3 separate regions of the Homo sapiens genome follow, and all the other regions are linked to region 3. The links are chromatin loops, found by intact Hi-C in ENCODE. Cell type or tissue: heart left ventricle. All regions are shown on one strand. Links, peaks and the distances in the headings refer to the core of each region. The heading gives the core; the rest is flanking DNA.

The links. A loop is a pair of places that touch in the nucleus more often than their neighbours do. Peaks named below come from ENCODE experiments on the same cell type or tissue, not always from the same donor. Only the 100,000 strongest peaks of a DNase experiment are listed, where the experiment ranks them.
Region 1: a loop joins it to region 3, with 16 times the contacts of the local background. A loop is called at or near these places in 50 of 110 quality-filtered maps.
Region 2: a loop joins it to region 3, with 7 times the contacts of the local background. A loop is called at or near these places in 15 of 110 quality-filtered maps.

Annotation. Positions count from the first base shown.
Region 1 is chr1:21,369,106-21,375,790 of GRCh38, forward strand. No RefSeq gene overlaps it. Among named protein-coding and RNA genes, the nearest start is that of NBPF3, 68 kb to the right of the region's middle. In heart left ventricle, for the core only: a CTCF peak has its summit at 1,625 (motif pointing right); DNase peaks (open chromatin) are centred at 1,608 and 2,799.
Region 2 is chr1:21,657,131-21,664,590 of GRCh38, forward strand. All of the region lies in intron 1 of RAP1GAP (RAP1 GTPase activating protein), which reads right to left. Among named protein-coding and RNA genes, the nearest start is that of RAP1GAP, 8.5 kb to the right of the region's middle. RefSeq lists silencers at 2,226-2,385, 2,456-2,505. In heart left ventricle, for the core only: CTCF peaks have their summits at 2,140 (motif pointing left) and 2,355; a DNase peak (open chromatin) is centred at 2,201.
Region 3 is chr1:21,570,673-21,578,190 of GRCh38, forward strand. ALPL (alkaline phosphatase, biomineralization associated) reads left to right here. Exons shown (of 12, transcript NM_000478.6): 9 at 2,993-3,127; 10 at 5,061-5,252; 11 at 5,850-5,969; 12 at 6,711-7,518. The coding sequence ends at 6,976. Among named protein-coding and RNA genes, the nearest start is that of LINC02596, 12 kb to the right of the region's middle. RefSeq lists enhancers at 3,476-4,150, 4,151-4,825, 6,900-7,423. In heart left ventricle, for the core only: CTCF peaks have their summits at 3,581 (motif pointing left) and 4,277; DNase peaks (open chromatin) are centred at 3,549 and 4,109; H3K27ac peaks cover 2,058 bases.

The sequences.
Region 1 (6,685 bases), core at 1-5,000, 200 kb before region 3:
CTTGGATAAGTCCTGTGACCCTGGTGAGCCTGAATTGGCTCACTTACCTGTGTTGTGGGGAGAATAACCCTTCTCTCTCAGAGTCATAGTGAATTTAAATGATCACATTTGCATATAGCTTCAGGCTCATCCTAGGAGCTCCTGGCAGCCAGGAATGGTAAAGAGGCACCACATCCTACACCTGGGTCTGCAGGCCCATAGAGGGGACCCAGCAACTTCACTGACTTGCTGGGGGATGTCAGCCAAGTCCCTTTACATTCTAGGACTCTGTTAGCTCCCTTTTAAAATAAGGAGAATAAGGCCAGGCATGGTGGCTCATGCCTGTAATCCCAGCACTTTGGGAGGCCAAGGCAGGCAGATCACTTGAGGTCAGGAGTTCGAATCCAGCCTGGCCAACATGGTGAAACTCTGTCTCTACTAAAAATACAAAAATTAGCCGGGTGTGGTGGCACGTACCTGTAGTCCCAGCTATTTGGGAGCCTGAGGCAGGAGAATCACTTGAACCCGGGAGGCAGAGGTTGCAGTGAGCAGAGATCACGCCACTGCACTCCAGCCTGGGCGATAGAACAAGACTCCATCTCCAAAAAAACACAAAGTAAAAAAGAAATATGCGTAAGAGTTTTGCATACTTTGTTGGCACTGTGAGGTCTCCTCTGAGAGTTGGGGAGGCCATACAGGCTGTATTTGTGGGAGGAGCATTGAGGGTGTGGAGTGAATGGCAAAGGTTTCATCCCACGTTGTGGAAAGTGGGAGAGAAGGTTTAAGGAGGTGATGAATTTAAAGAGCCCGGTGCAGCTCTGACTCCTGAGGGAGAGCTGGGCTAATGTTGGCTGTTCTCGTTCTCCTTATTAATTATATTGGGGCACTTTTGGAGGCCAAGGCGGGAGGATCGCTTGAACCTAGGAGTTCAAGACCAGCCTGGGCAACATAGTGAGACCCCATCTCTACAAAAAATAAAACAATTAGCCAGGCATGGTAGTGTATGCCTGATGCTGAGGCGGGAGGGTCACTTGAGCCCAGGAGGTCAAGGCTGCAGTGAGCTATGATTGCACCACTGTACTCTAGCCTGGGCAAGAGAGCAAGACCCTGTCCTTAAGGGGGGGAGGGGAAAGTATTGGGTTCAAACCCAGCACTATCCCTTAGTTAAGTGACTTATCTCAGTGTTTTAGTTTCCAATCTGTAAAACAGGGACAATAACAGAACCTACCTCAGAAAGTTGCTGTGAAGATTCCCTTAGAAAAAGCATGTTAATGGCCGGTACTGTTATGGCTGGGCGCGGTGGCTCACGCCTATAATCCCAGCACTTTGGGAGTCCGAGGCAGGCAGATCACTTGAGGTCAGGAGTTTGAGACCAGCCTGGCCAACATGGTGAAACCCCCGTCTCTACCCAAAATACAAAAATTAGCTGGTCTTCTTAGTGGGTGCCTGTAGTCCCAGCTACTTGGGAGGCTGAGGCAGGAGAATCGCTTGAACCCGGGAGGCCGAGGTTGCAGTCAGCAGAGATTGCCACTGCACTGCAGCTTGGGTGACAACAGTGAAGTGACAGCTTGTGGTAAAAAGGGTAGCTCAGGCTCCATCCCTGCGCCTGGACAACTGTCGAGGTCTTCTAAGAAACTGACCAGCAGGGGACAGCAGGTGTCCATCCAGGGAAGGACTCGATGCAAGCCTTCAGGCTGTGATACCCAAGAAGTGATGGGGGCTGGAGGGGAGCCCAGAGCACCATGGAAGCCCTGTGGGGTGGGGAATGGGGCTAGGAGTGGATTGGGGTGCCCCAAGCTCAGGTGGGTGAGGAGCAACCAGGTCAAGCTCAGGGAGCCTCTGGGAATAGGTGGGAACAGCTTTAGGGGCAGAGAGTAGCAGCAGCCTCAGACGAACCAAGAAGGAAATGAACAGACAGAAGGATACTGGCTATTTCCCCAGGCTCAGAGCAGACCCACGTGGGGTGAACAGGGACATTCTGGGTAGAAGAGGATGAGGGACCAGGTCCAAGACGAGCGCGATGGCTCACACCTGTAATCCCAGCACCTTGGGGGTTGGGGGCAGGAGGATCGCTAGAGCCCAGGAGGTCTAGGCTATAGTGAGCTATGATTGTACCACTGCACTCCAGCCTGAATGACAGAGTGAGACCCTGTCTCTTTAAAAAAAAAAAAAAAAGAAGAAGAAGAAGGAGTTGGGGCAGTGGGGAGGAATAGCATTGGGAGATATACCTTATAGAAATGACGAGTTAATGGGTGCAGCACACCAACATGGCGCATGTACACATATGTAACAAACCTGCACGTTGTGCACACATACACCCTAGAACTTAAAGTATAATTAAAAAAAAAAAAAAGAAGGAGTTGGGGCAGTGGAGTGGAATAGCATTAGGAGATATACCTAATATAAATATATAAATGACGAGTTAATGGGTGCAGCAAACCAACATGGCGCATGTACACTTATGTAACAAACCTGCACGCTGTGCACACATACACCCTAGAACTTAAATTAAAAAAAAAAAAAAAGAAGACAAAGAAGTCCAATGTAAGAATGAGCCTTGCTTGAGTAAGGGGATCTGGGGAGGAAAGGGACTTTGTGCTGGGAAGGAAAGGGCAGAGTCCAGGCTGGGATTTGGGATTGGGAGTGGGGGAGTGAAAGAGTTGGGCAGGGCTTTGTGGCCTGGGATTTGGAAAGCAGGGTTGGCAGCAGGGAGCTGGGGCAGAGAACCAGGCTGGGGGCCTAGGGGAGGAGGGGAGGGGAAGACCAATCAGGCCTCTAGAAGAGGCAGCTCCCCAGAAACAATCCCGGAGCCAGGCTTAGCCTCGCCGGACCTCACCAGGCCTCGAGCTTCCAGTGCCCAGTACCAGGCCTCTGAAGGGCCAGGGAGGACGTGGGGTGAGCCCGTGACACACCAGGCTTGACTCCCCTGCCAGTGGGGAGTAAGGAAGCCTCTTCTTCTTCCTTCTCCCAGGCCCCTGCCTGGAGCTCAAAACCCAGAGCCCATTGTTAGACATGGAGATCCACACAAGGTTACAGGCATAGCCGGGTCTGGAGCTGCAGACTCACGGCCCTGGCTGTCTGAGTAGATGGCGCTCACACCAAGTGGTGTTTCCCTTCTTCACCAGCTTTTTTTTTTTTTTTTTTTTTGAGACAGGGTCTTACTCTGTCGTTCAAGCTGGAGTGCAGTGGTGTGATCACAGCTCACTACAGCCTCGACCTCCCAGGCTTGAGCAATCCTCCTGCCTCAGCCTTCCCAGTAGCTGGGACCACAGACACACCACCATGCCCGGCTAATTTTTCAATGTTTTGTAGGGATGGGGTCCCGCCATGTCGCCCAGGCTGATCCAGCTTCTGTCTGTGTCTCTGAAGCTTGCCCTGAACCCCCTGGAGAGTGTCTGGGAATCACAAAGGCCTCCACTGTCAGGGCTAGAACAGGGTTCTAGCTCAGGGTTGCCTGAGCCCATGCTCCCATTTTATGGAGGAGGAAATCAACGCACAAGGCCATGGAGGCCGAGTTGTATGGAAAAACAGGACTGGAGCTCCCAGTCCAGGGTTCTTTTTTCTGATCTGCAGCATTAAGCAGATAACCACGCAGTGGCTGCGCCAATCCTGCCTGACAAAGGCCCAGGGGAGTGACATCCCCAAGAGGGTTCTAAAATGTCTCTGACTCTGTGATCTTTGTCAAGCCCATCCCTCTCTCTGGGTATAAATGTATTTAAACTCTAAGACAAGCGGATCAGAAAAAAATGGGGAATCGTTTAGCTCATTTTATGAGGCAATATCATCTTACTTTCAAAACTGGAAAAACAAAACATGAAAAGAGAATTAGGCTGGAGCGAGGTGGCTCATGCCTGTAATCCTAGGACTTTGGGAGGCCTAGGTGGGTGGATTGCTGGATCCCAGGAATTCGCGACCAGCCTGAGCAACCTGAAGAAACCCCTTCTCTACAAAAAATACAAAAATTAGCCGGGCATGGTGGCGGGTGCCTGTAGTCCTAGCTAGTCAGGATGCTGAGGTGGGAAAGTCACCTGAGCCCGGGAGGTCAAGGCTGCAGTGAGCCGTGATTGTGCCACTGCACTCCAGCCTGGGTGACAGAGTGAGACCCTGTCTCAATTGAAAAGCAAAGCAAAGCAAAGCAAAGCAAAAGAAAATTACAGGTTATTTTCACCTATAAACACAAGATGAAAATCTTAAAAATATTGGCTAACTGAATTCTGTGTTTATTTCTTTATGTATTTATTTTTTATTTTATTTTTTGAGACAGGGTCTCACTCTGTCACCCAGGCTGAAGTGCAGTGCTATGATCACAACTCACTGCAGCCTCGACCTCCCTGGGCTTAGGTGATCCTCCCACCTCAGCCTCCCAAGCAGCTGGGACTACAGGGGTGCGCCATCACACTCAGTTAATTTTTGTATTTTTTGTAGAGCTGGGGCTTTGCTATGTTCCCCAGGCTGTTCTCAAACTCCTGGGCTCAAGCAATCCACCCCCTACTTAGGCCCTGAAAGTGCTGGATGGTGTGAGCCACCGTGCCCAGTCTTATGTTTATTTTTTTTGGAATCACAACCAAAATAGGGTGTATTCCACATAAGAAAGGAGAATTAACCATCAGAAAATGTATACATTAAATTTTCCATGTTAATTAATAGACTAGAGAAGAAAAACCATGTGATTATTTCATTGGAGGGACACATGTACATAAAAGACTTTTGATAAATTCAGCAATAATTTTGATTTTTAAAAATTATTAGCAAACAAGGAACAGAAAATAACTTATAAAAGTGTATAAAAATTACATGCCAGGCCGGGCGCGGTGGCTCACGCCTGTAATCCCAGCACTTTGGGAGGCCAAGGCGGGAAGATCACGAGGTCAGGAGATCAAGACCTTCCTGGCTAACATGGTGAAACCCCATCTCTACTAAAAATACAAAAAATTAGCCAGGCGTGGTGGCGGGCGCCTGTAGTCCCAGCTACTTGGGAGGCCAAGGCAGGAGAATGGTGTGAACCCGGGAGACGGAGCTTGCAGTGAGCCCAGATAGCACCACTGCACTCCAGCCTGGGTGACAGAGCAAGACTCCATCTCAAAATAAATAAATAAATAAAATTTTAAAAAAATTACATGCCAAAATTTAGCAAATATATCTTTTTTTTTTTGAAACAGGATATTACTCTGTCGCCCAGGTTGGAGTGCAGAGGCATGAACACAGCTCACCGCAACCTCCAACTCCTGGGCTCAAGCTATCTTCTCACCTCAGCCTCCTAAGTAGCTGGGACTACAGGTGTGCACCACCACACCCAGCTATTTTTAAAATTTACTTTATGTAGAAACAGGGTCTCACTATGTTGCCCAGGCTGGTCTCAAACTCCTGGCCTCAAGCAATCCTCCCCACTTGGCCTCCCAAAGTGTTGGGATTATAGGCATGAGCCACCACACCTAGCCGAAATATATATATGTGTATATATACATATATATATATGTATATATACACATATGTGTATATATACATATATATGTATATATACACATATGTGTATACATATATATATACACATATGTGTGTATATACATACATATATATATATATATATATATACACACACACACATATGTGTATATATATATTTTTTTGAGATGAAGTCTCACTCTGTTGCTCAGGCTAGAGTGATGTGATCTCAGCTCACTGCAACCTCTGCCTCCTGCCTCCCGAGTTCAAGCAATTCTGTCTCAGCCTCCCAAGTAGCTGGGACAACAGGCACCCATCACCATGCTCGGCTAATTTTTGTATTGTTTTTAGCAGAGATGGGATTTCACCATATTGGTCAGGCTGGTCTCGAACTCCTGACATCAGGTGATCCGCCGGCCTCAGCCTCCCAAATATAGTCTTATAGGACAAGCTTTAAGTACCTCCAAGATTGGAAACAACTCAAGGATGCCTGAAATCACGGATACTACTTAACTTAGCCCTAGAGTTCTTTCTTTTTCTTTTTTTTTTTTTTTTTGAGATGGAGTCTTGCTCTTTTTCCCAGTCTGGAGTACAGTGACGCGATCTTGGCTCACTGCAACCTCCTCTTCCCAGGTTCAAGTGATTCTCCTGCCTCAGCCTCTTGAGTAGCTGGGATTACAGGTGTCTGCCACCGCATCCAGCTAATTTTTGTATTTTTAGTAGAGATGGGGTTTCGTCATGTTGGCCAGGATGGTCTCGAACTCCTGACCTCAAGTGATCCACCCACCTCGGCCTCCCAAAATGCTGGGATTACAGGTGTAAGCCACCGCTCCCTGCAGTCCTAGAGTTCTTGCTGACATTTCAGAGAAACGGAAAAGTGTGAGGATTGAAAAATAAGAGGGAAAACTGTGATTACTTGCAGATTATATAGTCACCTACAAAGAAAAACCGATAGAATAATTACCAGATAAAAGGCCTACCTATTAATATAAAAACTAGGCCGGGCACAGTGGCTCATGCCTGTAATCCTAGCACTTTGGGATGCCGAGGTGGGCGGATCACCTGAGGTCAGGAGTTCGAGACCAGCCTGGCCAACATGGTGAAACCCCATTTCTACTAAAAACACAAAAATTAGCTGGGTGTGGTGGCATGCACCTGTAATTCCAGCCAGTCGGGAGGCTGAGGCAGGAGAATCATTTTAAAAGAGAAACCATAAAAGTTTGGAAAATTTGCAGCCTGACAATGTGGTAGAAAAGAAAAATCA
Region 2 (7,460 bases), core at 1-5,000, 85 kb after region 3:
AGTCATCTAACTCATGCCTGTAGAGATCACATCAAGATCAAATGCATGCAGACAGGCTCACATGAACATCAGCCCCCATGCTGCAAACCCACAAGTACGTGCACATGCAAAGGTCAACTCCAGCTCCCACCCTTAGGTCCCCCATCAGTGCACATGCACCTACTGACTCCGGCTGCGTTAGTACATGCATGTAAATACACACTGATGACAGCACATACAGGCACAGGAATCTCAGGCCCACACATCCTTACTCAAATCACATTATTTATGTTCATACAATATACACAGACAGATGTGTACACACCTCACAAACACGCATGGAGCATCCAGCTAACTACTGGGAAGAAATAAAGGTAGGAGACAGAATGGCTCTTTGGGGGTCAGAGAAGAGTGCAATTGCTGCATCTCCAGGATTGCAGAGTGGAGGCCAAGACACCTCTCATGTATTACAGGCTGGTGTCTAGCCGGCCAGCCCCCATCTCCTACCTCCACTGCTATGGGCGTGGCCCTCCCAGCCCATTTTCGGGGCAGTTGGACAAAGCTGGGAGACTGCTTGAGGCCCAGAGCTCCCCTCAGGAAGCTGGGCTGGCGGAGTCCTGACCTGGGGAGACCTGCCTGTGGCCCCAGCTCTGCTGGCAACCCACCATTTCTCATCACAAGTGCCTTCCCACTTCTGGCCTCTGCTGGTTCATCTATAATGGGGGGAGAGAGTTTCCCAACAGTTCCTTATGATACCACCCTCCCAGGAGGCCAACCAGTCTGGGACTCTGAGAGCCCCTCTCCACCCCGACAAGGCCCTCATTGAGGCAGTGGCTCTCAACAAGGGTGGCTCTGCCCCCCAGAGGGCGCCAGGGTGGTTTCAGTCCTCAGAAATGACGGGGTCGCCACTGTCATTCAGTGGGTGGGGGACAGGAAAGCTACGCTGGTGAGAGTCCCACTTCAGGAGATTTGTTGTTCATCAGATATCCTCCTAGATATTCAAGTGGGTAAAAAGCCCGGGTAACCCATCCTAGAACCTAACTCTGGTTTACAAATGAATATTTTTTGGTGTGGCTTTAATCCATAATACATTTTTCAAAGGTGCAGCTACTGAAGTCATTCTGAACTAGAGGTCAGGTACAGCGACATGACTTTCTGCTCTTAAATCTAAGGGTAGGCCGGGCTCAGTGGCTCACATCTGTAATCCCAGCACTTTGGGAGGCTGAGGCGGGTAGATCACCTGAGGCCAGGAGTTCGAGACCAGCCTGACCAATATGGTGAAACCTTGTCTCTACTAAAAATACAAAAATTAGCCAGGTGTGGTGGCATGCGCCTGTAGTCTCAGCTACTCAGGAGGCTGAGACAGGAGAATTGCATGAACCCAGGAGGCGGAGGTTGCAGTGAGCTAAGATCACAGCACTACACTCTAGCCTGGAGTTTTTGAGACTCTGTCTCAAAAAACAAAAACAAAAACAAAAAATCTAAGGGTAGGCTGGGCAAGGTGGTTCACACCTGTAATCCCAGCACCTTGAGAGGCTGAGGTGAGAGGACTGCTTAAGCCCAGAAGTTCGAGACCGGCCTGGTAACAAAGCAAGACTCCATCTCTATTACGATAATTTTAATTTTTTTAAATCTAAGGGTATATTTTTAATAAATAGGTGCCCAAGGCTGGTTACTTCTTTGGCTCTTGTGGTGTGGTCATGCCACAGCATTCATGTAGGGAGGTGGAGGGCCTTTTTCATCTCTTATGCCAGTATATAGTTGGTTTTTGAAGTCAGGTGTGTAGGCAGGCTTATTTCCTAGGAATATCATGACAGGAAAATGAAGAACGCTTTTTTTTTTTTTTTGAGACGGAGTTTTGCCCTTGTCGCCCAGGCTGGAGTGCAATGGCGCGATCTCGGCTCACCGCAACCTCCACCTCAGTAGCTGGGATTACAGGCATGCACCATCAGGCCCAGCTAATTTTTGTATTTTTAGTAGAGTCGGGGTTTTTCCATGTTGGTCAGGCTGGCCTCGAACTCCCGACCTCAGGTGATGCGCCCGCCTTAGCCTCCCAAAGTGTTGGGATAACAGGCGTGAACCACAGTGCCCGGCCGAAGAACGCTTTTTAAAACGTGTTCTCTAATGGGTCCGGGAGTCCGCCGCGGTCTCGGGCGCCACCAATTGGCCGTCATAAGAACTGCAGGCGACGGCCGCCCGGGCTCCAGGACCAGGGACAGCGCCCCGGGAGCATCTCAGAGAAGGGTGGGGACCCGGAGCCGCCGGGACAGCGCCCCCAGTCACCGGCCGCGCGCTCGCCACCCCCCGCACTTCCTCACCCCTCCCTTACATGGAGGCGGCCCCAGCGCCCGTCCTCGCCCTCTCCCCGGCGCCAGGCGCCGCCGCACGTCTCCCAGCTCACAAGGGCGCACCTGCGCCCGCCCACTGTGCTCTCGCCGCCCCCTCCCGCGGGACCCGTTCTCTCGGTGCGCAGATCACGGGGCCGCACCTACGCGTTCCGGGATCTCTGTGATCCTGACAACAGCCCCGTGAGGCTGATCCTGCAAGAGTTACATGTCTGCCATGGCTGACGGGGGAAATTGAGGTGTGCAAACAGAGCAGATCCAGCTCTTCCGAGCTCTTCGGGACCTCAGTCCCTATCACCCGTGCGCTGCAGCTCAGTGGCACAGCCCCTTCTAGTTCCCGAGGCCCTGTGCCAAGTGCTTTCATCCAGTCCTTAAACCCACCCTGTAAATTAGGTACAATCATCTTCCCCATTTCACAGATCAGGAAGCCAAGGTCCCAGAGGCTGAGTGGCTTGCCTAAGGATCAGTGGATGCAGATATGGCTACAAAACCTCTCTGAGGTCTTCACACTGCTCTGAGTCACTGTGAGGGACGCTCCTGCCAGGGAAAAAGTCCTTCCAACAGTACACACTGCCCTGCCCTGGCTGCTCTGTCCTGGTATCCTCGGGCTTGAATGCCTTCTGGGATAGGATGCGGGCATGGAGCCTCAAGATCTCTCACAGAGGAACCCAATCTCCCCATCCTCACAAGCTTTAGCCTCACAAAGCACCTCCCCAAGACACACAGTAGGTGCTTAATAACCCGTTGCTTGGCTGAAGCCCTGCCTTCCAGGAACCAGGGCTCTAAATGCATAACTACACAGCCTGGATACAGAGCAGGGCAGTGTGAGCCAGTGAGGAAGGGCACAGGCTCAAGAGGGCTGGACAGAGTGGGTTCCAACTCAGCTATATATATTTATTGAGACAGTCTCGCTCTGTCACCCAGGCTGGAGTGCAATGGCACGATCTTGGCTCACTGCAACCTCTGCCTCCAGGGTTCAAGCGATTCTCTCGCTTCAGCCTCCTGAGTAGCCGGGACTACAGGCACCCGCCACCATGCCCGGCTGATTTTTGTATTTTTAGTAGAGATGGGGTTTCACCATTTTGGCCAGGCTGGTCTTCAACTCCCAACCTCAAGTGGTCCTCCCGCCTCAGCCTCCCAAAGTGCCAGGATTACAGGCAAGAGCCACTGCACCCAGCCCCGACTCAGTCTTGAGCTGTGACCGTCAGCCTTAGTTTCCAATCTGGAAAATGGAGATGATACTAGCTCTTAGCTCACAGAGTGATGGCGTGTTAAACAAGGTGATGCACACAGACACCTTAGCATGGTGCCTTGTGCTCACGAACGGCTTGCACGGTGGTGGCTGTTAACACTGTTGCCAGTAGGGTCTTCTTTGGGATACACAAAGCCCAGGAGCCCTAGCTGAGTCATGCCTTCATTTACCCCAGGGGTAAATCAGGTGGGCAGGAGAAGCAGAGGAAGAGGCTGCAAATGTAGTTGGGCTGAGCTGGGGACAGGAGGAGGAGGGAGATGGCTGGGGCGCGGTGGCTCATGCTTGTAATAATCCCAGCACTTTGAGAGACTGAGGCAGGTGGATCGCCTGAGGTCAGGAGTTCGAGAACAGCCTGGCCAATATGGCAAAACCCCATCTCTAGTAAAAATACAAAAATTAGCTGGGCGTAGTGGTGCATGCCTGTAGTCCTGGCTACTCAGCAGGCTGAGGCACAAGAATCGCTTGAATCCAGGAGGCCGAGGTTGCACTGAGCTGAGATCGCACCACTGCACTCCAGTCTGGGCAACAGAGCAAGACTCTGTCTCCAAAAAAAAAAAAAAAGGAGGGAGACGCAGCCATTCTTGGTGGAGGCAGAGAGCTTAGCAGTGTCTGAGACTCCCTGCCTCATGACCTAATCTCTGACCCTCAACCCTGATCAGCTCTATAGTCTCCTTGTTTTAGTGAGCACTCCATAAATGTTCAATGAATGAATGATGGCCTACGTTGACTATGAACATAAAGAAACAGAAAGTCAACTTTAGTCCTATCATAATATACATAAGGCCTGGCATCAGTATGGGTTTGGAATCACATGGACCTGTGCTTAAATTCCTGCTCTGCCACTTCCTGGCTTGTGACTTTGGTCCATTTTCATAACCTCTCAAAGCCTCAGCTTCTTCATCTGTAAAAGAGGATGGCAATGATAATAAAAGTACTTACCGCATAGGATTGTTCTTAGGATTCAGTGTAAACTGCTCACCCCTGGCACATAGTAGGCACACAATAAATGGAGACTGTCTTTAGTACTATTACTGGACACGTGCAAGGACAGCTGTGAGCTGAGCCAGGAAATCTGTGTTCTAAGCCTAGTGCCACCAATGGCTCACAATGTGACTGTGGGCAGCTCCCCAGTTTTCTTCTCTGAATAATGAGGCCCCTCCAAGGGCCCTTCTCAATCTGATTTTCTGGGGCAGCATAGCCCCCATGTGCATGGTGGGCAGAGAAGTCTCTTGGAAACAGCTCTGCCCACCAGTCTGTCTCTTCCAGACCACGCCACTGAAGGGCGTGGTGTTCCCGTGACAGGGAGGAGGCAGGCATCACTGGGAATCTCAGAACCTCATCTGATACTTGCCCTGGCCCCATACAGACCTCTCAGGACCAGCCCCACTCCAATGCAGGGTGCAGCCCCAGAGCCACGTCACACAGGTGCTGGGTCTCAGAAGGAAGAGACCTGTACCAAGGTCAACTGTGTGCCCCTAGGTCCATCTCCTTGCCTCTATGAACCTCAGTTTCCTCACCCACAAAATGTGGATGAATCTTGCTGGCCCCAAGGGCTCCGGCACACTCAGCAGCAACCCAGATGTGAAAGTCCTTTGTGAATTGCTCCCATCAGGCATAATCATGATAATTACTATCTGTAAAACGAGGGGGTTGGACCAGCTGATCTCTGTGGGCTCCTTCCCAGCTCTGAAGCTGGGGATTTCTTGGGTTTCCAAGCTGGGAATTTACACAGACGTAGGGGGCCAGGAGAAGTCAGGGTCTGTGGGACTGTGTGTCCACAGGAACCCCTGAAAAGTTGTCCCCATTCATCCTTTTCCCCCAAGCCAGCCTGGGGCACTGGGCCCCAGGGATAGGCCATGGGGAGGGGGAGCTGGAAGCTTTAGGGCCTGGAAGCTTCAGGGCCACGTCCTGCAGGTGTGAGCCTCCAAGTCTCAGCCCCACCCCTGCTCCTGCCCCTGCCCAGAATTGCTCCCATTACCCAGAGCACAGATTCTGTATGGCGCCCTCCCCAACCCCTTCTCATTCTGCATGCAGTACACAGAAATGGCTAAAAGTAGAGTCACACAACCCTCAATTCAAATCTCAGCCCCAGCCACTCACCAGCTGGGTGACCTGGGGCAGGCTATTTAACCTCTCTGAGCCCTTGAGGGTTGCTAAGAGGATTAAATGAGATAGATCCATGAAAAGTGCTTACATAGGGCCCAGCACACTGCAAGTGCTCAATGAATGCCCCCACCTGCATCCAATTGCTCAGGCCCCATCATGCCTCCCCCCATCCAGAATCTTCCTAGAATTCCTGAGCTAGCTGCCCACTTCCCACCCTGACTGCCATTGGGTGGGCCCAGCATTGTAGAGTTTGTGCAGGACCCAGGCTTCTCTGCCCTTCGGAGGACTACAGAGCCCACACCTCTCCAGCCAGGGAGGGCTGTGGGCTTTGGGGACTCGGACAGGTGAGGTCTTTGTCCCAGCGGCTCTGCCCAGTCCTGTTTCTAGAGGCAGGGAGCCCTGGGAGAGGGGCTGTAAGGGCAACCCTCTATCCCTGGCAGAGCTCCCACACCTCAAGTGAAAGGCAAGTGGTGAATGAGGCAAGGCTAGAGTCTTCAGTCCCATGGCATCCTGAGCCTGCTGCCCGGGTGGGCACAGTGCCTACAGCAGTCTGCCAGCGGGTGGATGGCCTCTCTCTGGACCTCCAACACAGGGGAAGACGCAAGAGGCTGGTGATGGTGACATCAGCTCAGGCCTTGTCCTGGCAGCCTCTCGAGGGTCCCTGACGCTGCCAACTTTTGAGCAAGAAGAATCAGGGCTGCCCTGGCAGTTCTGGCACCGAGCTTGCAGGCAGGAAGAAGTTCCCAAGGTCACCCTCCATCAGCCACCTCCACCCTACCCCTCGAGCCCTGAATCAAGGAGTGAGGCCTTGGAGAGGGCTGTCCTCTGAGCAGGGTACTGGGGTGGCTTTCCCTCGCAGAACTGGGGCCCAGAGTTCAGGAGCCAAGCAGAGGGCTGGACCCATCTGCCCCACCTCCACCTTCCCTCTGCTGCCCCCACAGCCTGGCTGCGGCAGACACATGGCTCCCGTGGCCTTGAGAAGGTCACAGCCTCTGAGGTGGCTCAGGCATCTGATCCTCACCCACTGCCCCCAAACCCCAGCCTTGCCAGCAGATCCACCGTCTCAGGGGAGTCTGAGGAACAGGTACTGTAGTTTCAAGAAATACTGCAATTCCCCCAGAGATACAACAACACACTTGAGGCTCACACAACACAGTCACCAGCTTCAACTCATGGGAGCTGTACTGCAAAGACAGAAACTACATCCTCCCATTCCACAGATGGAAAGGGAGGCTCAAAGAGGCCGGGCGGCTTGCCTGAGCTCACCCAGCTAGTGGGGTGGGGCCAGAAGCGGAACACAAGGTTCCTGACTTCCTGAACCAATGACAGCCCCCGGCTCTCCAGCTCTCATAGCAACCTAGTTCCCGGGTGGCTTGGTGCCTTGATCCTCTTGCCTGCCCCTGGGATGGAAGAGGCTGGAATCCTCTCCTTTGCACACTGGGAGAAAATGAGGCCCAGGGAAACAGGCGAGGGGGCCATCCTTACACAGCAGTGGCAGGGCAGAGAACTACGCCAGGTGGTTCCTCATTCCAGGCTAGTGGGCTCAGCCTGCCCCTCCCGTGTATCCTGCATTGATTTTGGGGAAATGCAGACTCCTCGGCCTGCCATTCAAGGCCCTTAATAGACTGACCCCGATTTGTCCCTACCCCCACCTTCCATGAATCCAACCCAGTGTCCACATTGCCACCCCCAGCCCTTGCCCACGCCGTAGCTGGTCTCGCCTCCAGGAGCGCCTCCACTTCTCCTCTTGCTGTGCAACTGGTAATTCTACTACTAAC
Region 3 (7,518 bases), core at 1,377-6,376:
AGCCCTGGCTGGGAACTGGGACTTAACAGCTCCTGGGCTATGGAGCCTGGGACCTGGAGTCAGCTCTACTGTGTGCATGGCCAGGGCAGAAGCCAGCCAAGTTATCTCTGCCCATCCTGACGATTGCCCTCCTCCCCAGGCAGTGGGGAGCATGTGGTGAGGGCCCAGGGGCAGCTTCAGGTCTGGTGGGATGCAGCCCTGAGCACCACCATGCAGCTATCCGGGTTTTCTTTTCCAGCTGTCTGTAGTGCCAAGCAAGTGGTGGCAAAATCTCCTGCAGACATTTCCCAAGGAACACAGCTCCGCGTCCTGGGTGTCATTAGAGGTTATGGGCTCAGAGCTGTGCACCTGGTGGGTCCTCCAGACACATGCACACAGCCTCTTGCTTGCCTGGGTCACATGGCACACACCCAGTACCACATGGGCTGTGCATGCACCCGTGTATCATGCTGGTTTTGCTCATGGATCTTAGAGCCAGAGTGCTGGGTTCAAATCCAGCTCTACCACCTCTAAGCTGTGTGACCTTGGGCAAGTGATTTCTCCTCTTTCTGCCTCAGTTTCCTCTTCTATAAAGTAGGGATAATGATGCTCCCATAAAATGGAGATAGTGATGGGGCTGGAGACAACCCCTGGGTTGTCATGAGCATGACATGAACTTGTGTTGTATAAGTTATCTGTTGCTGTATAACAAATTATCTCAAAACTTAGGCCAGGTGCAGGCCGGGTGCAGTGGCTCATGCCTGTAATCCCAGCACTTTGGGAGGCCGAGGTGGGCGGAGCACAAGGTCAGGAGATTGAGACCATCCTGGCTAACGAGGTGAAACCCCATCTCTACTAAAAATACAAAAAATTAGCCTGGCGTGGTGGCGGGCGCCTGTAGTCCCAGCTACTCAGGAGGCTGAGGCAGGAGAATGGTATGAACCCGGGAGGCGGAGGTTACAGTGAGCCAAGATCGCACCACTGCACTCCAGCCTGGGTGACAGAGCAAGACTCCGTCTAAAAACAAAAAACAAAGAACAAACACGAAAAAACTTAGGCCAGGTGCAATGGCTCGCGCCTGTAATCCTAGCACTTTGGGAGGCCAAGGCAGGTTGATCACTTGAGCCCAGGAGTTTGAGACCAGCCTGGGAAACATAGCGAGACCTCAATTCTACAAAAATTTTTTAAAAACTGGCCAGGTGTGGTGGCGCACACCTTTAGTCCCAGCTACTCAGGAGGCTGAGGTAGGAGGATCCACCTGAGCCCAGGAGGTTGAGGCTGCAGTGAGTTGTGATTATGCCACTGCACTCCAGCCTGGGTGACAGAGCAAGACCCTATCTTAAAAAAAAGAAAGAAAGAAAACATTAGCCAGGTGTGGTGGTGCCAGCCACTCAGGAAGCTGACGTGGGAGGCTTGCTTGAGCCCAAGAGTTTGAGGCTGCAGTGAGCTATGATCATGCCACTGCACCAGTTTGGGCAACAGAGTGAGACCCTGTCACAAAACAAAACTTAACAGTTTAAAACAAGAGTAAACATTTATTGCCTCACTCAATTTCTTTGGGTCAGGAATCTGGGGACAGCTTAGCTGGGTCTCCCATGAGGTCACAGTCATCTGAAGGCTTGACTGGGGCTGGTGCTTCCAGGATGGTTCACTCACATGGCTGGCGAGTTGGTCTTGGCTGTTGGCAGGAGGCCTCAGTTCCTTGGCACATTGCTCTCTATAGAGCAGCTTGAGTGTCCTCATTACATGGTGGCTGGCTTCCCACAGAGATCCAAGAGTATATAAACAGAAGCTACAACATTTTATGCCCCAGCCTTCGAAATCACACACCATCATTTCGGTGGCATTCTATGGCATACAAAGGCTAGTGTGGGAGGAGACCACACAAGCGCGTGAATTCCAGGGGGCAGGGGTTATTGGGCACCATCTTGGAGGCTGGCTTTTGCCTGCTTCCAAAGCGCTAACAGCATGTGGCACCAAGTGAACCCTGTGTGCATGGGAGCTATTGTTCGGCTGTGTACCCACTCACAGAGGGGCAGGGTGTTCTGGAAGGACACCAGAATTGGAAGGACACCAGAATCAGAAGCACCAGCATGGGACACATGGAACTTTGTGCCATGGGCAAGGAATGGATCATTCTCCTTATGTCACAAGTGAGAAAACGGAGCCCAGTGAGCAGGAGGGACAATGATTCCAAACCTTCTGCTGTTTCGCTGCACAGGCCACCGTGCCCTTCAAATCCAACATGTAAATGCACACACACTCTAGCGGCCCCATCGAGTCCAGGCTGTGACCCTCTGCCTTGGGGCCACAGTGCTGTGTGCTGAGCCCTGCAGGCTGGAGGCAGACTGACTGATGGATTTGAACCCCAGATCTGCCACTTCTCAGCTGACAATAGCAAGTTATGGAACACCTCTGGGCCTCAGTGCTCCTCATCTGTGAAACGGGCATGGTGATCCCACCGCGCCATAGTGGTGGGAATGAAAATGAAAGGAATTGGGGCTGGGTGCGGAGGCTCACGCCTGTAATCCCAACACTTTGGGAGGCCGAGGTGGGCGGATGACCTGAGGTCAGGAGTTCGAGACCAGCCTGGCTAACATGGTGAAACCCTGTCTCTACTTAAAATACAACAAAAATTAGCTGGGTGTGGTGATGCATGTCTGTAATCCCAGCTATTCAGGAGGCTAAGGCAGGAGAATCACTTGAACCCGGGAGGCAGAGGTTGCAGGGAGCCGAGATCGCACCACTGCACTCCAGCCTGGACAACAGAGTGAGACTCTGTCTCAAAAAAAAAAAAGAAAAGAAAAGAAAAAGAAAAAAGAAAAAAAAAGGAATTGGGGGCCTAATTCTGGGCCCACAAAAATCACCCAGATAAGGATCCTCCCAGCCACCATACTCTACCCCAAGCTGGCTGTGGGGAGCCTGCATTCCCTGAGACACCCCAGCTTCCTTGGAGTCCTCCTAGCCGGGTCACAGCCTCTCAGCATCCACATCCTCCTGGCGTCCTCCTCAGGTCTCTTCGAGCCAGGGGACATGCAGTACGAGCTGAACAGGAACAACGTGACGGACCCGTCACTCTCCGAGATGGTGGTGGTGGCCATCCAGATCCTGCGGAAGAACCCCAAAGGCTTCTTCTTGCTGGTGGAAGGTAGGGACCCCGGGTCTGCTGAGAGGGGGCTGCTGGAAACACGGCCCTGGTGTCAGGATGGAGAAGTCCAGCTCTTAAAGGGAACTGACTGGTTTGGGGGTGAAGGGAGAGGTCCCTTTAGGAGAATAGGTTGTGGAAGGAGACGGGTGGCACTGTAGACACTCCCAGCCCAGCAAGCTGCTCTCCTTTGGGCATGGAGATGCAAGTTAGGTTCAGCAATCCAGGAAGGCTTCCTGGGAGAGGAGGCAGATTTCTCCCCTTTGGTAGTCTTTCTTGGGGACCTGGCCCTGAAGGGGCAAGCAGCCCCTCAGCCTCACTGCCCAGAAAAGCAAATCCGCAGGCCCCGGCTTTCCCACGCTGTGTGCTGATGTTCCCAGGCTCTTTCAGCGCCGGCCAGGGGCCTTGCAGACAGACCTGAATTCTTGGCCTGGCGCTGCCATCTGCTGGCGGTGTGACCTCTACCTGTGCACTTCTGTTATGTGAAGCCAAAAATAGCATCTGTCTCCTGGAGAGTGATTCGCCTCCATTGTGTTCAGAGACATAAAGTACTTGGAACGGGGCCCAGTAAAGAATAAACCGTGTTTCTATTATTAGCCTTGTTATGGCTACACAATAGTTAAGGCGGGAACAATAGGAAGTGTGAGGAAGTGATAAAGATTCCAGAAACCTTCCAGTGCTAACAGCCCTTGCCCACCGCAGTTCCTCATGTTGCCCTGCTAACATCGGTATGTATACACACACATGCACACACGTGAACATGTTTGCACATATGCTCCCCACGCATACACACATGCTCAGCGCCTCCGCCTTCCAGAGGTGAGCGTCCGCCAGCCCAGCTTGGCTGCTTTCTTGCCAAACCCCGGGGTTCCCACTCGAGCACAGCGGTCTTGGCCTGGCCCCGAACAGGCCTCTGACGCCAAGGAGCCAGCCAGAAACCAGCGGTGGTGAGCACGGGCTCCCCCGGGAGCGGTTTCCTTTGTGAGCAAGGCCAGGATGGGCCGCCCAGGCTAGCTGCTCCCAGAGCCACAACAAAGGGAGGACACGCCCTGCCAGCCTGCCGGGCCACCGCGAGGCTCAGACTGGTGGGAACAGAGGGCTGCCTGGCGCCCAGGACCCTCCAAGCTGGGAGTGTCCACCAGGCAGCGCCCTCCTGTTAGCAAGGGAAGTGTTCCTTTAAGGTCACAGAGCCCTCGGCTGCTGGGCCAAGCCTCCAGCCAGGCCCCTGCACTCACCCGGAGGTGGGAAGCGGGGGCGGAGGCTGCGAGGGTTCAGGCTTCGGCAGGGCTTTGTGGAACCTGCCACAGGCACTGCCCAGGCACTGGGGACTTTCACTACCTCTGGGAGCTCCGTGCTTTCTTTTTAGAGGGGATGATTTGAGGTAGAGATGAAAAACGGGGTTAGGACGAGTCACACCTGAATTCACATCCTGGCAAATCCCACCGTGGGCTTCCCCACACTAGGCCTCAGTTGCTCCATCTGTAAACAGGACTGATCATATTCCTCTCTGCCCAGCATTGCTGTTCAGGGGAAAAGAGACATGGGTGTGTCGTGCCTGGCACATTGTAGGGATTCCAGCGTGCCCCCTTCCCTACCTCCCAAAGGCTTCAGTGCCTCCTTCAAGCAGCTAGAGACAGTGCTGGGAGGGGCGGTGGGAGGAGTACAGCTTCCCGGCCTGGTGAATTTGATTACACATCTGGACTTTGCAGCCCCCATGCATGTGCCTTTGGCACCGGGGCTGTCCCTCTCTGGCCTCCGTCAGGTTGAATGGCTGCGTAAAATGCCTAGGCTGTGGTGCTAGCTCAGAGTGGTGCCCGGCGAAGGTTCCTGTCCTTCCCTAGCTAACAAAGGTTAATCCAGCAGCAGTGTTGTGGGGCTGGGGAGCAGATCTTCCTCCCCTCCTCCCTCACCGAGGCCTTTGCCTTGGTGTCCCAAGGAGGCAGAATTGACCACGGGCACCATGAAGGAAAAGCCAAGCAGGCCCTGCATGAGGCGGTGGAGATGGACCGGGCCATCGGGCAGGCAGGCAGCTTGACCTCCTCGGAAGACACTCTGACCGTGGTCACTGCGGACCATTCCCACGTCTTCACATTTGGTGGATACACCCCCCGTGGCAACTCTATCTTTGGTAGGTGGGCCTTCTTTGGGGTGGACACTCCTGGGGTCTCCTGTCTACCCACCTGGGAGCAGGAGTGGGTGGGAGAGCCAGCAAGCCCAGAGCATGGTGGGGACTCAATGACAACTGGGTGGGGAGGAAGAGTTACTGGGGATGGGGAGAAAATGCAGGGTGAGGCAGGGGAGTGAGTTGAGTGGTGGTCGGGTAGACAGGCAGGTGGGTGGATGGATGGCCACGTTGACCATGGCTGGGCGAGAACGTGGATAGATGAATGAGAGAGGATGGCTGGCTGGATGATGGATGGATGATGGATGGATGGATGGATGGATGGATGGATGGATGATGGATGGATGGATGGGTGGATGGATGGATGGGTGGATGGATGGATGGATGGGTGGATGGATGAATGGGAGGGACATGGGTACAATGAAAACTGGGGAATGGTTAGTTGGAAATAATAAGGTTTAGAAGGTGGCTTCTTGGAGGCATTGCAGGGCCCTTCAAAGAAGATCCCAGGGGTTACCAAGCCACCAAGGAGCCTAATCTGGGGGCTGGGGACTGTACTCCTGGGGCCCCAGCATGACCCCTGAACACCCCCTCCCTGTGCAGGTCTGGCCCCCATGCTGAGTGACACAGACAAGAAGCCCTTCACTGCCATCCTGTATGGCAATGGGCCTGGCTACAAGGTGGTGGGCGGTGAACGAGAGAATGTCTCCATGGTGGACTATGGTGAGACCTCCAGGACCCAGGGCTGGGAGGGGACAGGGCACCCCTCGGGGATGGGCTTGGGAATAGGGTGTCAGCTTGTGGTCAAGGTCAGGGGTCTCAGAATGACTGGGGCTTGAGTCCCAGTTTGATTGTTGAGTCCCAGGTTGTTTGATTCAAACAACCTCAGTTTGAATCGCCTTCTACAATCTAGCAGCTCTGAGACTTTGGGCATGTGACTTCATCTTTCTCTGCTTCAGTTTCCTCTCTAAAAGGGTTCTACCTTTGACGGTTGTCTGAATGACCAAATGGGTCTGATGAGCTTAGCATAGTGCCTGGCACAAGTAGGTGCTCAATATTTTATACTCATTTTTCTTGGCCCTATAATATTCCAGTATACGAGACTTTGCAGTTAGTTCATCCCATCCCATATCATTCATTCGTTCTTGATACTCCCAGTGGTTCTAGGGGGTCTAAAGATGCAGCAATGGTAAGAGTCTCCCCGTCAACTCTCCCTGCTAATCCAAGCAGCCCAAATGAGGTTAATTTTCTCTGTTGGGGGTTGAGAATGCAGACTCCTGTGTCAGAACAGGCTCAGGTTCAAATCCCGTGGCCTTAGGCAAAATGACTTTCCCACATTGAGCCTCCTTTTCCTCTTCTGTGAAATGGGAGCATTCAAGCCAGCCTGGAAGGGAGATGGAAAAGCTGCGTGCGCAGCGCCAGGCCCCTGGCAGGCTCTCAGCAGGTGTTTCCCCTGGCCCACAGCTCACAACAACTACCAGGCGCAGTCTGCTGTGCCCCTGCGCCACGAGACCCACGGCGGGGAGGACGTGGCCGTCTTCTCCAAGGGCCCCATGGCGCACCTGCTGCACGGCGTCCACGAGCAGAACTACGTCCCCCACGTGATGGCGTATGCAGCCTGCATCGGGGCCAACCTCGGCCACTGTGCTCCTGCCAGCTCGGCAGGCAGCCTTGCTGCAGGCCCCCTGCTGCTCGCGCTGGCCCTCTACCCCCTGAGCGTCCTGTTCTGAGGGCCCAGGGCCCGGGCACCCACAAGCCCGTGACAGATGCCAACTTCCCACACGGCAGCCCCCCCCTCAAGGGGCAGGGAGGTGGGGGCCTCCTCAGCCTCTGCAACTGCAAGAAAGGGGACCCAAGAAACCAAAGTCTGCCGCCCACCTCGCTCCCCTCTGGAATCTTCCCCAAGGGCCAAACCCACTTCTGGCCTCCAGCCTTTGCTCCCTCCCCGCTGCCCTTTGGCCAACAGGGTAGATTTCTCTTGGGCAGGCAGAGAGTACAGACTGCAGACATTCTCAAAGCCTCTTATTTTTCTAGCGAACGTATTTCTCCAGACCCAGAGGCCCTGAAGCCTCCGTGGAACATTCTGGATCTGACCCTCCCAGTCTCATCTCCTGACCCTCCCACTCCCATCTCCTTACCTCTGGAACCCCCCAGGCCCTACAATGCTCATGTCCCTGTCCCCAGGCCCAGCCCTCCTTCAGGGGAGTTGAGGTCTTTCTCCTCAGGACAAGGCCTTGCTCACTCACTCACTCCAAGACCACCAGGGTCCCAG